Regions from separate parts of the Homo sapiens genome. Here region 2 is linked to region 1. The links are chromatin contacts, found by Hi-C in ENCODE. All regions are on one chromosome and are shown on one strand. The core of a region is the stretch at or near the end of the contact, and the rest is flanking DNA. Distances in the headings are between cores, read along the strand shown.

Region 1 (7,629 bases), core at 2,395-4,894:
AAGTGTGTCCACCGACATTATCTTACCCTTTCTGGTATTTATATTATTTTCCTTATTTCCTCCATTCCTTCTGTAATACTTATTAGGGAGCTGTTTTAGCCATCATAGAAAAAGATCATTGTTAATTGGACACGAGCCGGTGTTATCTTGTTTTAAATTGCAGCTATTGGATTATCGCTGAGATGTAACATTTTTTCCCACGTTGGCTAACAAATTGTAGTTTTTCTTTCATCATTTAGTTTTTTCAATCAACTTGTAAGAGGGCTTCTATAATGACGAATTTACTCCAAGTTTACTGAATGTGCTGTAAATGTGTTCCCAGAGTTGATTAACAAAATCTTTGGTTTTCCCCAGGCACAGTGGAATCATGGATCCTCTGATGATGATCCCTGGGCTGACTCATTTGCCTTTGGGTTTGCAAAACTTCTCATTCCAGCTCCATCAAGACTGAAGCTCCTGAATGCTAAGTAGCACCCTAGTGCTTCCCTGAGGTCACCATTTTTCAGCCAGACCCAGAGACAGGAAAAATATCCACAGTTGCTTTCTGGTAACCAGGCGCTGCCGCTATCTGCCGGGCACTATCTTTAAAAAATGGGAGTTGCCACTTTAAACCCCCAGTGTCTTCTGAAATGGTTTTATGTATAAGATTAGAGCCATTTAAGCTATCTTTTTCCCTAGAAAAGAACCAAAGAAGGGAGAAAGAGGAGAGGAAGCATACAGCAAGATAGATATCACCTACAACAAATTTTGATTAAGAACATATGCTGCCACTACATTAAAAATTGCCCCAATTTTCTCAGAATAAAAAAAAATTGTCTCAGAAAATGATTTTAAGAATATGAGAATTGATTTTCTGGATCCCTGGACCTGCAACCTAGCCAAATTCTGCCTCGGGGCTATCTCTGAGAGCACTGCTATTCAAAGCATAGTCCAAAAGGAGCAACTTTAACTTTACCTGGGAAGTTGTTACACAGGCAGACCCAGCCTCGGACCAGTTGCAGCAGACTCTGGTAATTTGTATGCAGGTTAAAGTTTGAGAAGCAGACAGATCACAGCTCACTGTAACTTTGAACTCCTAGGCTCAAAGGATCCTCCTGTCTCAGCCTCCTGAGTAGCTGGGACTACAGGCGTGTGCCACCACACCCAGCTAATTCTTACATTTGTTTTAGCAGGGTCTTGCTATGTTGCTCAGGCTGGTCTCAAACTCTCAAACTCCTGGCATCAAGCAATCCTCCTGTCTTCACCTCCCAAAGTGCTGGGATTACAGATGTGAGCCACTGCACCTGGCCAAGAAACACTATTTTCTTTTCTTTTTTAAAAAACTTTTACTTTAGGTTCAGGGGTACATGTGCAGGTTTGTTATATAAGTAAATTGTGTGTCTTGGGGGTTTGGTGTACAGATTATTTCATCACCCTGGTAGTAAGCATAGTACTCGATAGGTGGTTTTTCAGTCCTCTCCCTCTCATCCTCCACCCTCAAGTAGGCCCTGGTATCTGTTGTTCTCCTCTTTGTGTCCATGTGTACTCAATGTTTAGTTTCACTTATAAGTGAGAACATGTGGTATTTGGTTTTCTGTTTCTGCATTAGTTGGCTTAGGATAATGGCCTCCAGCTCTATCCATGTTGCTGCAAAGAACGTGATCTTGTTCTTTTTTACGGCTGCATCGTATTCCATGGGGTATATGTACCACATTTTCTTTATCCAGTCTATCATTGGTGGGCATTTAGGTTGATTCCATAGCTTTGCTATTGTGAATAGTGCTGCAGTGAACACCTGTGCGCAGATGTCTTTATGGTAGAATGATTTCTATTCCTTTGGGTATATACCCAATAATGGGACTGCTGGGTTGAATGATAATTCTGTTTTAAATTATTTGAGAAATCACCACACTGCTTTCCACAATGGCTGAACTAATACTTTACATTCCCACCAGCAGTATATAAGCTAAGAAGCACTTTTCAAAAACAGTGGTATTGTTGATCTAAAAGGAAGAAGCTGAGTCAAAATTAATATAAGTAGAGAGTTTATTTGGGCCAAGCTTGAGGACTGCAACCCAGTGTATATTGAAGTGTATATTCAAGTTGTCCTGAATATACAATCTGATTAGCAGCAGTTGCATGTGAATGTTTATAAAGGAAAAGAGGCAGTTCCTAAGTTGTTTATCAAAATTTACATTAAAATAACATAAGCTGTTGATTGGATACACATTGTTCTTTGTATCACAGATTCCAGGAACATGAAGATAACAGGGAATGTAGCTAGTCAGGAACAAAATGCCTTTTTTTTTTTTGAGATGGAGTCTCTCTCCGTTGCCCAGGCTGGAGTGGCGCCATCTTGACTCACTGCAACCTCTACCTTCTGGCCTCCTGGGTTCAAACAATTCTCCTGCCTCAGCCCCCCGAGTAGCTGGGATTTCATGAGCATGCTGCCATGCCTGGCTAATTTTTGTATTTTTAGGAGTGTAGGGGTTCCACCATGTTGACCAGTCTGGTCTCAAACTCCTGACCTCAAGGGATCCTCTCGCCTCGGCCTCCCAAAGTGTTGGGATGACAGGCATGAGCTACCACACCACCAGGAACAAAATGACTTTAAATAATTGCCCACAGGCATGGGGGGTGGTGGGTAGGGGGAGGGTATGTGCCGGGGGTGTGACTGAAGTCCTCTACTCCCGTCTCTCTGGGCCTAATAAATTTTGCACACCTCACATAGCTCAGACTGCTGAGGGATTTTTCTTTTCTTAGTATCAACCCTGGTTTACACATCAGAATCTTCTGAGGAGCTTGAAAACAATATCAATGTCCAGGCCTCGCCCCCAGAGATTGGCACTGGAATTGTTTAGAAGCTCTCCAGTGATTCTATGCGCAACCAGAGTTGAGAACTGATTTAGTTTCTTTTCTTTTCTTTCTTTCTTTTCTTTTTTTTTTTTTTTTGAGACAGAGTCTCGTTCTGTTGCCCAGGCTGGAGTGCAGTGGTGCCATCTCGGCTCAGTGCAGCGTCTGCCTCCCGGGTTCCAGCAATTCTCCTGCCTCAGCCACCCGGGTAGCTGGATTACAGGCACGTGCCACCATGTCTGACTAATTTTTGTATTTTTAGTAGAGACAGGGTTTCACCATGTTGGCCAGCCTGGTCTCGAACTGCTGACCTCAGGTGATCCGCCCGCCTTGGCTTCCCAAAAAGCTAGGATTACAGGCATGAGCCACCAGGCCTGGCCAACTGATTTAGTTTCTAAAACTTGTTACAAGGCAGAGCTGATAAAATTCTAAATCTGAGGTCTTCAAATTTTGTGCTTCCTAACTAAACATTAAGTATTAGGATTAAATCCCAAAGCCAGTTAGCTTCTGGAGGATGGGAATATATTATTTGTCTTGTTTTTTTTAAAATATGTGTCAGCTAGTTTCAAGAGCAACTAGATATCCCAGGATAGGAAACAAAACAACAAAAATAGATATCAAATGATTATGGTTTTGCTCACGAATGCATCTCAGTATTGGACAGCCCACCCTTCGTGGTGTTTTCACTTCCTTGGATGGGTCGCATAGCAGCACACCAAAATGACCTGCAGATGTAGTCATTAAGATAGGCAAAACAGCCAGACTGGCCCTGCCACCATGCAGGCTACTATAGATGCAGCTTTCTTTTCTTTTTTTTTTTTTTGAGATGGAGTTTCGCTCTTGTCATCCAGGCTGGATGGCACAATCTCGGCTCACTGCAACCTCTGCCTCCTGGGTTCAAGCAATTCTCCTGCCTCAGCCTCCTGAGTAGCTGGGATTACAGGTGTGTGCCACCACATCTGGCTAATTTTTGTATTTTTAGTAGAGACAGGGTTTCACATGTTGGCCAGGCTGGTCTCAAACTCCCGACCTCAGGTGATCCACCCGCCTCGGCCTCACTAAAGTGCTGGGATTACAGCGGTGAGCCACCGTGCCCTGGCCAGATGCAGCTTTCAAAGCTCATCTCCTTACTGCTTATGAGTCATTTCCTGAAGTGATAAACACACAGCCTGCTGGGTTGAAACTGTACATGCTGTGTTATCTGAATTCTGAGATGCTACTGAATTTGACCTCTGGTTTTCCGTGTGTTTCCATAAGACTAGCATGCAATCAACAGTCCCCATGACAACAAACTTGGCGCTTGAGTTTCACTTTACAGGAATGCCACCATGGGTAGAATCTGCTGCTGTTCTGAATTGTCTCTTGGTCTTCTGGTCTGAAACTTTGCTCAGCAAGCACCTCTCTCTTTCCTTTACACAGCAGGTGGCTGAAAATCAGACCTCACACAGAGCTTCCTGTTCTGTGGACCACACCATACCTGATGACGTGAATCAGTATCTTTTCTTTTCTTTTTGTGACAGGGTCTCACTCTGTCACCCAGGCTGAAGTGTAGTGGCACCATCTTGGCTCATTGCAACCTCCGCCTCCCAGGCTCAAGCCATCCTCCCACCTTAGCCTCCCAAGTAGCTGGAACTACAGGCATGAGCCATCACGCTCGGCTAATTTTTGTATTTTTCGTAGAGACGGGGTTTTGCCATTTTGCCTAGGCTGGTCTCGAACTCCTGGGCTCAAACCATTCATCCGCCTTAGCCTTCCAAAGTGCTGGGATAATAGGCGTGAGCCACTGAGCCTGGATGTTGAATCAGTTTCTTGCTCCAAGACTTGGAACCCCTCAGCTCTGAAACAGCCAGAAACCCAGAGTGGTGCCTGCAGCTCTAAGCCAACTCTTTACCCCTGTTTGCTTTTATGCTTTTATAATAATTACCAGTTTATCTGTTTTCTTCAAGTCAATAAAGTTGGGACATCTTGGATAAGGGCAGTGGTTTTCAAACTTCTTTTGCTCAGAACACCTTAATACACTTAAAATTATTGAGGACCAGCAAAGAGCCTTTGTTTATGTGGGTTGCATCCATTGGTGTGCTGGAGTCAACTTGTACCTGCTCACAAGAATTCAATATTCAGGAAATTTGTCAAGCCAACTGTTAAACAGTTGGGAGCTTGAAACTGGAAAAGAAGGGAGTATTCACACCATCAAAATTGGCAAATGCTAGTTTGCCAGATCAGGCTTTTTTTCTTTTTGTGGAGATCCTGCTTAGCAGCACATCACTGACTTTTTTTCTTTTTCATTTTTTGAGACAGCCTTGCTCTGCTCTGTCGTCCAGGCTGGAGTGCAGTGATGCCATCTTGACTCACTGTAACCCTCGCCTCCCAGGCTCAAGTGATTCTCGTGCCTCAGCCTCCCAAGTAGCTGGGATTACAGATGTGCACCACCACACCCAGCTAAGTTTTTTATTTTTAGTAGAGATGGGGTTTACCTATGTTGCCCAGGCTGGTCTCGAACTCCTGGCCTCGTGATCCGCCTGGCTTGGCCTCCCAAAGTGTTGGTATTACAGGTGTGAGCTACTGCACCCTGCTGCCAATGATTTTATCTACTGATATTTTCCATATTAGACATTAAAATGGAGAACTTTTGAAAATATCTATTTCAGCTAAAAATGACAATAAGCCCATTACATGTTAAAATAAATACTATATTTTTCAAAATTTTTTCCCAAAACAATAATTTAAGGAGGAGAGTTGCATTGTTTTACATTTTTGCAATCTCTTTAATGACTGGTGTAATAGGAGACAGTCAGATTTTCGTCTCTGCTTCTGCATTCAATCTGTTGCACTTTCACATGTTGTGTAGCTTCTGGAAAACTCATCTGTCCACTTATGAGAGAAACAGACCAAAAAAGGCAAATAATATCTTGGTATTTGAAGAGAGTTTGACCTTGCAGATCTCCTGAGAGTCTCAGGAACTCTGAGAATAATTGCATTAGAGAATTTCTCCTCTCTTCTCACATTGCAGCTCACTTAACCACACCTCCTTCACAAAACACAATTAGGTTTATCCTGTGGTCAATTACTCTTCACACACATTTGGTCTAGTAGTTTCAAAAGGCATAGCCACATAACAGGCTAATTATGCCAGGAAATTACCATTGGTGAACTGTTTTTCCCCTTAATTTTCACGACAGCACCTGGCTGAAGATAAGCTGCTAATGGATGGTCCAGGCCCCAGAAACTTAAATAGCTTGGTCATCAATGCTGCTTAACCTTTTCCACTTGCTTCTGTAGCTCAACTTCCTCAAAGACATGCCAACGGCAAACAGTTTTTAAAATTTCTTAAATTCAGAAGTATAACCTAAAATTTTCCAAGTGTATATTCAATAGCCAAGCATTCCATTTCCTTAAAAATGCTATTTTTAGCTTGGTGGAAAAAACATTTTTTTTTTTTGGATACATGGTCTCACTCTGTTGCCCAGGCTGGACTGCAGTGGTGCAATCATGGCTCGCTGCAGCCTCAACCTCTTGGGCTCAGACGATCCTCCCACCTCAGCCTCCTGAGTAGCTGGGACCACAGGCATGCCATCGTGCCAGGTTAATTATTTATTTATTTTTTAATTGAGATGGCGTCTCACTATGTTGCTCAGGCTGGTCTCAACCTCCTGGTCTGAAATGATCCTCTGGCCTCAGTCTCCCAAAGTGTTGGCATTATAGGCGTGAGCCACCATGCCTGGACAAAAAAAATTTTTGTGTTAGCAAAATTTAAGGTTTTTTGAACTCAATCTATTCCTTGAAACACACGTGAAAAGTCCAGGCCTTAGAAACTTAAAAAGCTTGTGTGTTAACTTATAAAAATTCTGTATGTTAACAAAATCCTTGTTTAGTTGAAATAATTTTTTCATTGACTATGACTCTAGAAATAATTTATCAAAAATTTTTTTATTTTCAACCTTGAGAAGTACTAGTCATTTTGCTTTAAATTTCCCCTCCTCCCTTCTGCCTGAGGGAGTGCTAGACAGCAAAGGACTGTCATTCAGCCAGAGAAGACAGCACAGCCATTTTACGGATTTCCTTTCTGCTCTGACATTTAATTTCTCTCTCACTAGGGAAGAACTGCAGACACTACCCATGATGTCTATAACTCAGAAATTTGAATATATTCTCAATAAGCTTAAATTTTCTTAAGAAGGGATTGAGAGAGAGAGAGAGAGCTAATCACTCAATGTCTTTGGCAGAAATGGTGCTGTTTGTTTTATTTTTTCCTTGCATTTGTTCTTCCAGATCCCTTCTCCACGGCAAAGGAAGCTGATCTTTATGGACTACTTCACTCTGGGTATTGGGTTAAGATTAGGATCAAGGGGAGGCCTCCCAAGAGATCAGAGGGTGAGGGAGAGGCGTCAGTGTGTTCCCTCCTGTACCTGGGCCTTGGCAGTAATGGCTTCCCCTGATTGCTAGTCTCTGGGGGGTGCTTCACCAGTCCCCGTTGGTTCCCTTAACCCTGTCTACACCTTTGTAAATCACCTCTTCATTAAATGCTCTTCAGTTAAACCCTTAAAGTGTGCCAGGACCAGAAAGATATAATACTAATTTGTTCCAAAGAGATACCAAGCAAATGTTCACATTTATTAATACAGGTTATGTTTTTAAGAATGAACATAAAAACAGTGACATACTATTTTGTAAGTACATTAATGATATCATATTTTAATATATACAGACTAATAAACAATGACAGTAAATCTTCACTGATTTAGATAAAATGAATAGTCACTAAATTAATAAAACCAGTGCTAGCTTCTACTTACAATA
Region 2 (7,629 bases), core at 3,593-6,092, 1.2 Mb after region 1:
ATTCTTAAATCTATACTGATACTAAAAATGTCTCCATGAACAAATCTATTAAAGCCTGTTTTCTTGGCTTAATGTAGAAGAAATACAATTTAAATGTATTTATAACAACCAAGGTTAGCAACAAAGCTTTCTGATCCCATCTCGTAATTTTATTACATATAAATATTTTCCAAATTAAGGTCAATACAGAAGAAAAAATTAAATTTCTAGTTTTAAGATGCATACGAATGTATATTACTTGAAAAATGTATTTGGCTGTTTAGGAAAAAATTTTAAAGATAATATAAAATAAATATGACAGACATCTGATTAATTTAAAAATTTAAAATATGTAGTGTGAAGTAAGTCATAGATGTTAATTCAGTCAGATGTTTTCCAAATCTGAATTCCCAGGGCACATACACAATAAGCTTATTTTCTTTCTCTCTTTTTTTTTTTTTTTTTTTAAGACAGGGTCTCCCTCTTGCCCAGGCTGGAGTATAGCTAGGACTACAGGCGCGAGCCATCACGCTTAGCTAATTTTATAATTTTTTGGTAAATATAGGGTTTCACAATCTTGCCCAGGGTGGTCTCAAACTCCTGGCCTCAACTGATCCTCCCACCTCAGCCTCCTAAAGTGCTAGGATTATAAATGTGAACCACCTTGCCTCGCCAATAAGCCTTATTTTCAAACTTACATTAGCTGATATTTATGTGCTTCAGTTCCTGTCATTTTTTAATATGCTGGTTTTAAAATGTAGAACAATTCAGAGGGGAAACAGGCCAGGCAAGGTGGCTCACGTCTGTAATCCCAGCACTTTGGGAAGCTGAGGTGGGAGGATCACCTGAGGTCAGGAGTTCGAGACCAGCCTGGCTAACATGGTGAAACCCCATCTCTACTAAAAATACAAAAATGAGCCAGGAATGGTGGCGCACAGCTACTCCGGAGGCTGGGGCAGGAGAATTACTTCAACCCAGGAGGCAGAGGTTGCAGTGAGCTGAGATTGTGCCACTGTACTCCAGCCTTGGTGACAGAGTGAGACTCCATCTCAAAAAAATAAAAAAAAATAAAAAAAAAATAAAGACTGTGAAACAATTGAAATGGTATCTACCTGGAGCCCTTTTCCCCATCTGGATGGGTAGAAGTCACGGTAAAGAAAGCTACAGAAAAACTGCAAACCAAGTAAGTTATCTGCCACATTCATAAACCCGTTCTGCAGAGTTTTTTATGCCATGTTTTGTACCTCATGCCTCTACCACCCTGCCCTCAGGTGAGCCACTGTGAGAGCAGAACTATACAGCAGGAAGTGAAGAATGCTGCCTTCTCACACATTATCAGAGCTGCTGCAGAATGTTCAGGTACCTTTTCAATCTGAACTACTTTCTACTTTTTTGTGAGGCCTGGCTGTGTAACTAAGAGCTGAAGTAGTTTCTTATTTGCTTTGTGACAGAAACATCTTTATAATCCCCATAACTAAGGTAATCAGAATGTAACACTAGGATTAAAGCATTTCATTTGGAAGACAAGTGCTAAAAAGTGTATGGTATTTCAGTTTCTTATATTATCTGGCACTCACCATCCAGATTTACATGGGAGAGTAAACATTTAAAAAATTATTATTTTATTTGTATGTAGAGATGGTAGTTAGCAATATATTTCCAAAGACAAACACCTTTTAGAAAATGGGGAAACAGCAAAACAATGTCTTGGACTTTAGAGGAAGATATATCAATTGCCTTCCACAGTTCCAATGCACTATTGACAATTTCCCATGGCATGATGTGAGGTGAGACACGCCTGAAAGTCCAGCCCACAGGTATTTACACATGAGAAGAAAAGTTTAACTATTCCAATTGTTTAAGAATATGAAAATACACGAAGAGGGCAATATACAAGTAAATATGTTAAAAGCAATAGATATTAAAAATTCACATATTCATAGTGAGTTTGGACATTATAATAAATGAAAAGAACATTAGTAGGCTGGGCGTGGTGGCTCATGCCTGTAATCCCAGCACTTTGGAAGGCCGAGGCGGGCAGATCACCTGAGGTCAGGAGTTTGAGACCAGCCTGGCCAACATGGTGAAACCCCACCTCTACTAAAAATACAAAAAATTAGTCGGGTGTGGTGGCACGCGCCTCTAATCCCAGATACTTGGGAGTCTAAGGCAGGAGAACTGCTTGAACCCAGGAGGCGGAGGTTGCAGTGAGCTGAGACTGCACCACTGCACTCCAGCCTGGGCAACACAGTGAGACCCTATCTCAAAAAAAAGAAAAAAATTAGTAGAAAATGAAAACATTTACTTTAATCCCAATGTAAAGCTTTTAAAACACATCATGCAAGTAATTGTTATGGGAGGCCCTCAGGGGATGCTTTGACATAATTATTTAATGATTTTCCCCCATTCTCTTGTGAAAGTAAGGAATTAATAAAGTAAGATTTTATACAAAGTGACATCAGGCTTTATGTTCCACATCCTCAAACAATAAAGTTACACCAAATAAGGAAAACCTTTTGCTCTGTGCCTGTGTCGAGAAATGATGATTATTGTTTAATGCTCCTATAAAAAAAAAGAGAGAGCTATCCCTTAGCACTTTAAATAAGGTAATGAAGTTGTATTTGATGCCCATATTAAACTTGCATCAAATGATGTGAGTCACAAATAATGTGAGAGAGTTAGATTAATGTCATTGTGGATCTACCATTTTTGCTTCAGGGAAAGTTACAAACAGGTCTCCCCAGCACTGCCTGGCCCGTCTGAAGCAATGAGTGGTGCACATGAAATGTTCCTGTGGGTTGTGAGCAAACCCTTCTGTGTCACTTTTTCATCCAGGTGAACTTTGTTCAGGGGTCCAGGACATCTCAGACATAATCATACCTTTGACAAAATGTTGAAAGCAGTATGTGTAATATCTGCATGTTTCTTGGCATTGCTTTTGGATAGGTCATAAAGGGATTATTTTTTTAAAAAAACCCTGGAGTCTTGAAATTATAAAGTCTAAGGCAAAGAAGGGAGTGGGAAGTCATTAATTTTGGCAGAGCTAAAAACAGTCATAATTGCTATAATAATTAGATTATAGAAAATTAGGAAAATGAAGAAAAATAGAATCATCCAATGTTTTGATATGTTTGAGGCTAGTCTTTTCTAACAACAAGAAAAGGCCGCTTTAAACAGACAACTTCCTCAGCTTCAATGCCATCCAAACTCTTTGTTAGTTAGACCTTAGGAAAATAACTGCTATAAAATTACTTTGTTCAGGGACTCTGCAGACTCTTAAGCTCAGAGATTTAACAATCACATTTTGTTTATATGTGATATTCCACATGTTTAACTCAGAAAACCCACTGGTATTTTTAAAATTTTCTGATTTTACATTTTTATAAAGGTACATATCTATCCCTTCTACCTATGCAGGCTAATAAATTAATTGGATTAATTCAAAGAGTTGTGGGTTTTTTTTTTTCACTGCTTCTTGGTTTGATAGTCTTAATAAGTTGCTTACCATTTTCTACAGAGCTTCCCATTTTGATGAAATACCTTCTTTTATCCTCAGGCCAATTTTGTCTTTCTTCTAAGTGCTTTGTTATATTCAAGTAGGCTTCATCAAGACTCATGGCCATAAAATTGGGATCATAATCAGCAAGTATTTCCTTAACCTTCAAAGGAAACAAAAAAAAGTTTAAATTTTGCTGTGATAGCAAACTTCTTCTGTCATATGTAGCTGATAAGAAATGTTAATATTCTTAGTTTGCAACTACAGTAACAATCCTGCAGTCAATAGTTCATGGATTTAAGGAATAAATAATCCACTACCAGGGAATATTTTCAAAATTTCCTTTTGTATTAAAATAGACCATGAAGGCAGAAGACCATAAAATAGCTTCATTTGATACAATCTCTATTTAGCTACCTATATCTAGTTATAATAAGCAATTCAAATAAATCTCAGAAAACATTATCTGGTAGGCCCATACAAAAAAATGGTTAAGGTTTTAGGTAGCTCGTCAGAAGCTGAAGTGGGAATGATAGGATTCTATTCCCTCCTGCCTTTTGTGATTTATTGTTTTTGGTTCATTTTAAAAAGGAATAATCTTATATAAAGGTACTATGTTGCTTTAGAAAATATTCCAATTAATTATAACATGCACATAAAAGTCCACTTAACATTAATTAATGCATTAATCCATACAGGAAAAGGAATGTTTTCTATTTCCTATTACTTATTAAGATCTGGAATGGAAAAAAATGACAATCTATAGTGTACTCCATGATTACCTTAAATGATGGGGAAAAGTCTGGAGTAACATCTTAGGATAAAAGAAATACATATAAAGATTAGAATTATAGTGGCTTTTAATTCAGAAATGCCTTTTATATAACATAGTGTTACTACATAAAACTATGACTTTTTTTTCTAACCACTTAAGTATTAGCTATAATTAGAGGCAATGGTTGTCAAAATAATATGCATATTTTCCAGCTTGGGTGACAGAGTGAGACCCTGCCTCAAAAAAAATTTATATTAGAAAACATATTTGCTGAATTACGTTAAGCTTCCATTTAGCTTTTAAAACTGTCTACTGTATCATGAGAAAACTGTTTCTTCTTTTATAAAAACAAAGGTTTTTAGCTTAATATAATTATGAACAGCTGAGTCAAAGGGAATTTTAGAAAATGGTGATATAAACTTGGCCAAGTTTTACTCAGAGAGTGCCTTAATTAGCTTTGTTCTTGTTATAATGTGCTCAAATAGAATCTTTCCAATGAAAATGAAACTCTGTGAAGTCTGTAACTGGCAGCCAACTAAGATTCTGAATGAGAAGTACTCCCTAGAGACACTGTTGAGTATTTATTAACTTCCTTTACATAGGATATTGCTGTAAGAATTAAAAGAGACGTTCCAGTAAAAATCAAGCACTTAAAGCTCCAATATTTTGGATAAAACAAAAATGGCTAACTGGGCATGATGGCTCATGCCTGTAATCCCAGCACTTTGGGAGGCCTGGGCAGGATAATTTTTTGAGGCCAGGAGTTTAAGCCTAGCCTGAGCAACATAGGAAAACCCTATCTCTGCAAAAAAATTTTAAAATTAGGTGGGTGTGGTGATGCATGCCTGTCAATCTAGCTACTCAGGAGGCTGAGGCCAGAGGATTGCTTAACTCAAGAGTTTAAGGTTATAGTGAGGTATGATCGAGTCACGGCACTCCAGCCTGGGCTATGGGGTGAGACCCTGTGTCAAAAAAAACGGGAGGGCTTTTTCTTAAATTTTCTAACCAAGTCATGAATATTTATGTATCCATAGGCAGTGATGAATTTGTTCTACAGTTCATTTACACAGAAGAACTCATTTGTTATCTGCATATAAACTAGCTAGATCCGGCTCAAATTTGAAGAGTTCTCTGACTTACATAAATAACCAGACTAAAATAACTAAAAACACTTTGGTTTTCACTGGCATACTGCCAGAAGTTTTGCTGAGTTAAAGTACGACTTTAAAAAATACCTTTTCTTACTAAACTTTTGTAGGATTTTTAAAACTTCTTAAAAGGCTATATTTATGATTAGTATTTTATCTCTTTTTAATTAGGAATACAATGAAAGAGATAAGCAGTAACCAAATGTAAGTGTGCTCCCCTCTCCTCCACCACCTTTTCAGAGGTATGCAAAAAGCACTTGCTGTCACAGACTGCCTTGGACAGAAAAAAAACAAACAAACCTGTGTTTAAACTTGGAATAGTGTCACTTCTAGGGAAAATGAGGTGGAATACAAATAAGAGGGGTGAATTTAAAGACCCCTGGTATAACTAAAGAGTAATAAGTATTAGGTCACAGTTTTTTTAAGTGTTTCCATTCAGGCAGCAGTCTTAAACACATTTTACTATAGCAGTCTAAAAGTATTTGATGTAGTAGTCTAAAATTTTAATTCAAAAATTAAATTCCAGCACTGCATGATAGACCAGTTGTCATAAAAAATAGAAAAAATGGCGGTTTTCACATATGACAGTTTGGCAATTTTAGTAAATAATCAAATCTACTTCAAAGATCCTTTTTGAAGCAATGGATTACTCCCTTTTCAATTATCAGTCTCTTAGACAGCAAATGATTATGGGGCAAGTAAAGTAGGCTAATCAAAATACATGAATTTTGTCACTGTTTAACAACATTAATAAGTAATTATTCAGACAATAGGTTGAAATTAATGATGAGTAGATTCTGTAAGTTATAAATAAAATGTGGTTCTAGAAAAAATGTATATTGTACATTAAGAAAAAATAGCTAAATTTAATTTTATATTATCATTAAGGCAGTTCAAAGTTTGAGGAAATGGGAAGTTTTCTAAGCAAATGAAAACTGCATGGAAAGGCAAAGAATTGGGAAAAAGAATGATGTATTCTGGATGCTATATGCAGCTCAGTATTCAATATACAAGCTGAAGAAGTGATAGGAGGCTCAACTGAAAGGATAAGCTAAGACCAAATCCTACGTGCTAAGGCACTTGGACTTGAGATTCTGTAGGTGACAGGAACTCAGTGAAAGCCTAAAGTAGGGGTGAGACATTAACTTACCTCTTTACTCACAGCTCGGTATTTGTCAAAGTTGGGGGGCACTATTATAAGTTGTGGGCACAGCCTCTTAGCAATAAATCCTGGCATGGCTGCACGAACACCAAATCTCCTTGCATGGTAATTTGAAGTAGACTGAAAGAAAATTGACCACATGGAAAAAAATACACAAACCTAAATGGACATATTGATCAATGCATTCATAAGAAACACATTAATATGTGCATTTTCAATTCAAGGACATTTCATTTATAGGCCAGTTTTTTGTTTTTGTTTTTGTTGTTTTCCAAAAATAGAATGTATTAAGCATTGTTTTTTATTAATGACTCAAGGTCATCATTCTATCATATATTTTTTTAATTATACTTTAAGTTTTAAGGTACATGTGCACAACGTGCAAGTTAGTTACATATGTATACATGTGCCATGTTGGTGTGCTGCACCCATTAACTCGTCATTTAATATTAGGTATATCTCCTAATGCTATCCCTCCCCCTTCCCCCCACCACACAACAATCCCCAGAGTGTGATATTCCCCTTCCTGTGTCCACGTGTTCTCGTTGTTCAATTCTCATCTATGAGTGAGAACATGTGGTGTTTGGTTTTTTGTCCTTGCAATAGTTTGCTGAGAACGATGGTTTCCAGCTTCATCCATGTCCCTAAAAAGGACATGAACTCATCATTTTTTATGGCTGCATAGTATTCCATGGTGTATATGTGCCACATTTTCTTAATCCAGTCTATCATTGTTGGACATTTGGGTTGGTTCCAAGTCTTTGCTATTGTGAATAGTGCCGCAATAAACATATGTGTGCATGTGTCTTTACAGCAGCATGATTTATAATCCTTTGGGTATATACCCAGTAATGGGATGGCTGGGTCAAATGGTGTTTCTAGTTCTAGATCCCTGAGGAATCGCCACACTAACTTCCACAATGGTTGAACTAGTTTACAGTCCTACCAACAGTGTAAAAGTGTTCCTATTTCTCCACATCCTCTCCAGCACCTGTTGTTTCCTGACTTTTTAATGATCGCCATTCTAACTGGTGTGAGATGGTATCTCATTGTGGTTTTGATTTGCATT

What was found. Hi-C counts contacts between places; a loop is a spot of excess contacts on that map. Pooled maps may share reads with other maps.
Region 2: a pooled map shows a loop between it and region 1 (14-fold over the local background). The contact joins two enhancer-like sites. A Hi-C loop is called at or near these places in 2 of 37 single-sample maps with no recorded cell type and 7 of 50 pooled maps.

Annotation. Positions count from the first base shown.
Region 1 is chr5:76,735,564-76,743,192 of GRCh38, reverse strand. It overlaps F2R (coagulation factor II thrombin receptor), which reads right to left. Exons shown (of 2, transcript NM_001992.5): 2 at 7,423-7,629. Among named protein-coding and RNA genes, the nearest start is that of F2R, 23 kb to the right of the region's middle. RefSeq lists enhancers at 1,561-1,640, 3,774-3,843, 3,944-4,273. Within about 2 kb of position 3,644, at least 15 of the 41 ENCODE cell types and tissues checked have a DNase peak (open chromatin) inside an H3K27ac peak, as active enhancers do.
Region 2 is chr5:75,572,789-75,580,417 of GRCh38, reverse strand. POLK (DNA polymerase kappa) reads right to left here. Exons shown (of 15, transcript NM_016218.6): 5 at 6,549-6,680; 6 at 3,485-3,638. Among named protein-coding and RNA genes, the nearest start is that of ANKDD1B, 35 kb to the left of the region's middle. Within about 2 kb of position 4,842, at least 4 of the 41 ENCODE cell types and tissues checked have a DNase peak (open chromatin) inside an H3K27ac peak, as active enhancers do.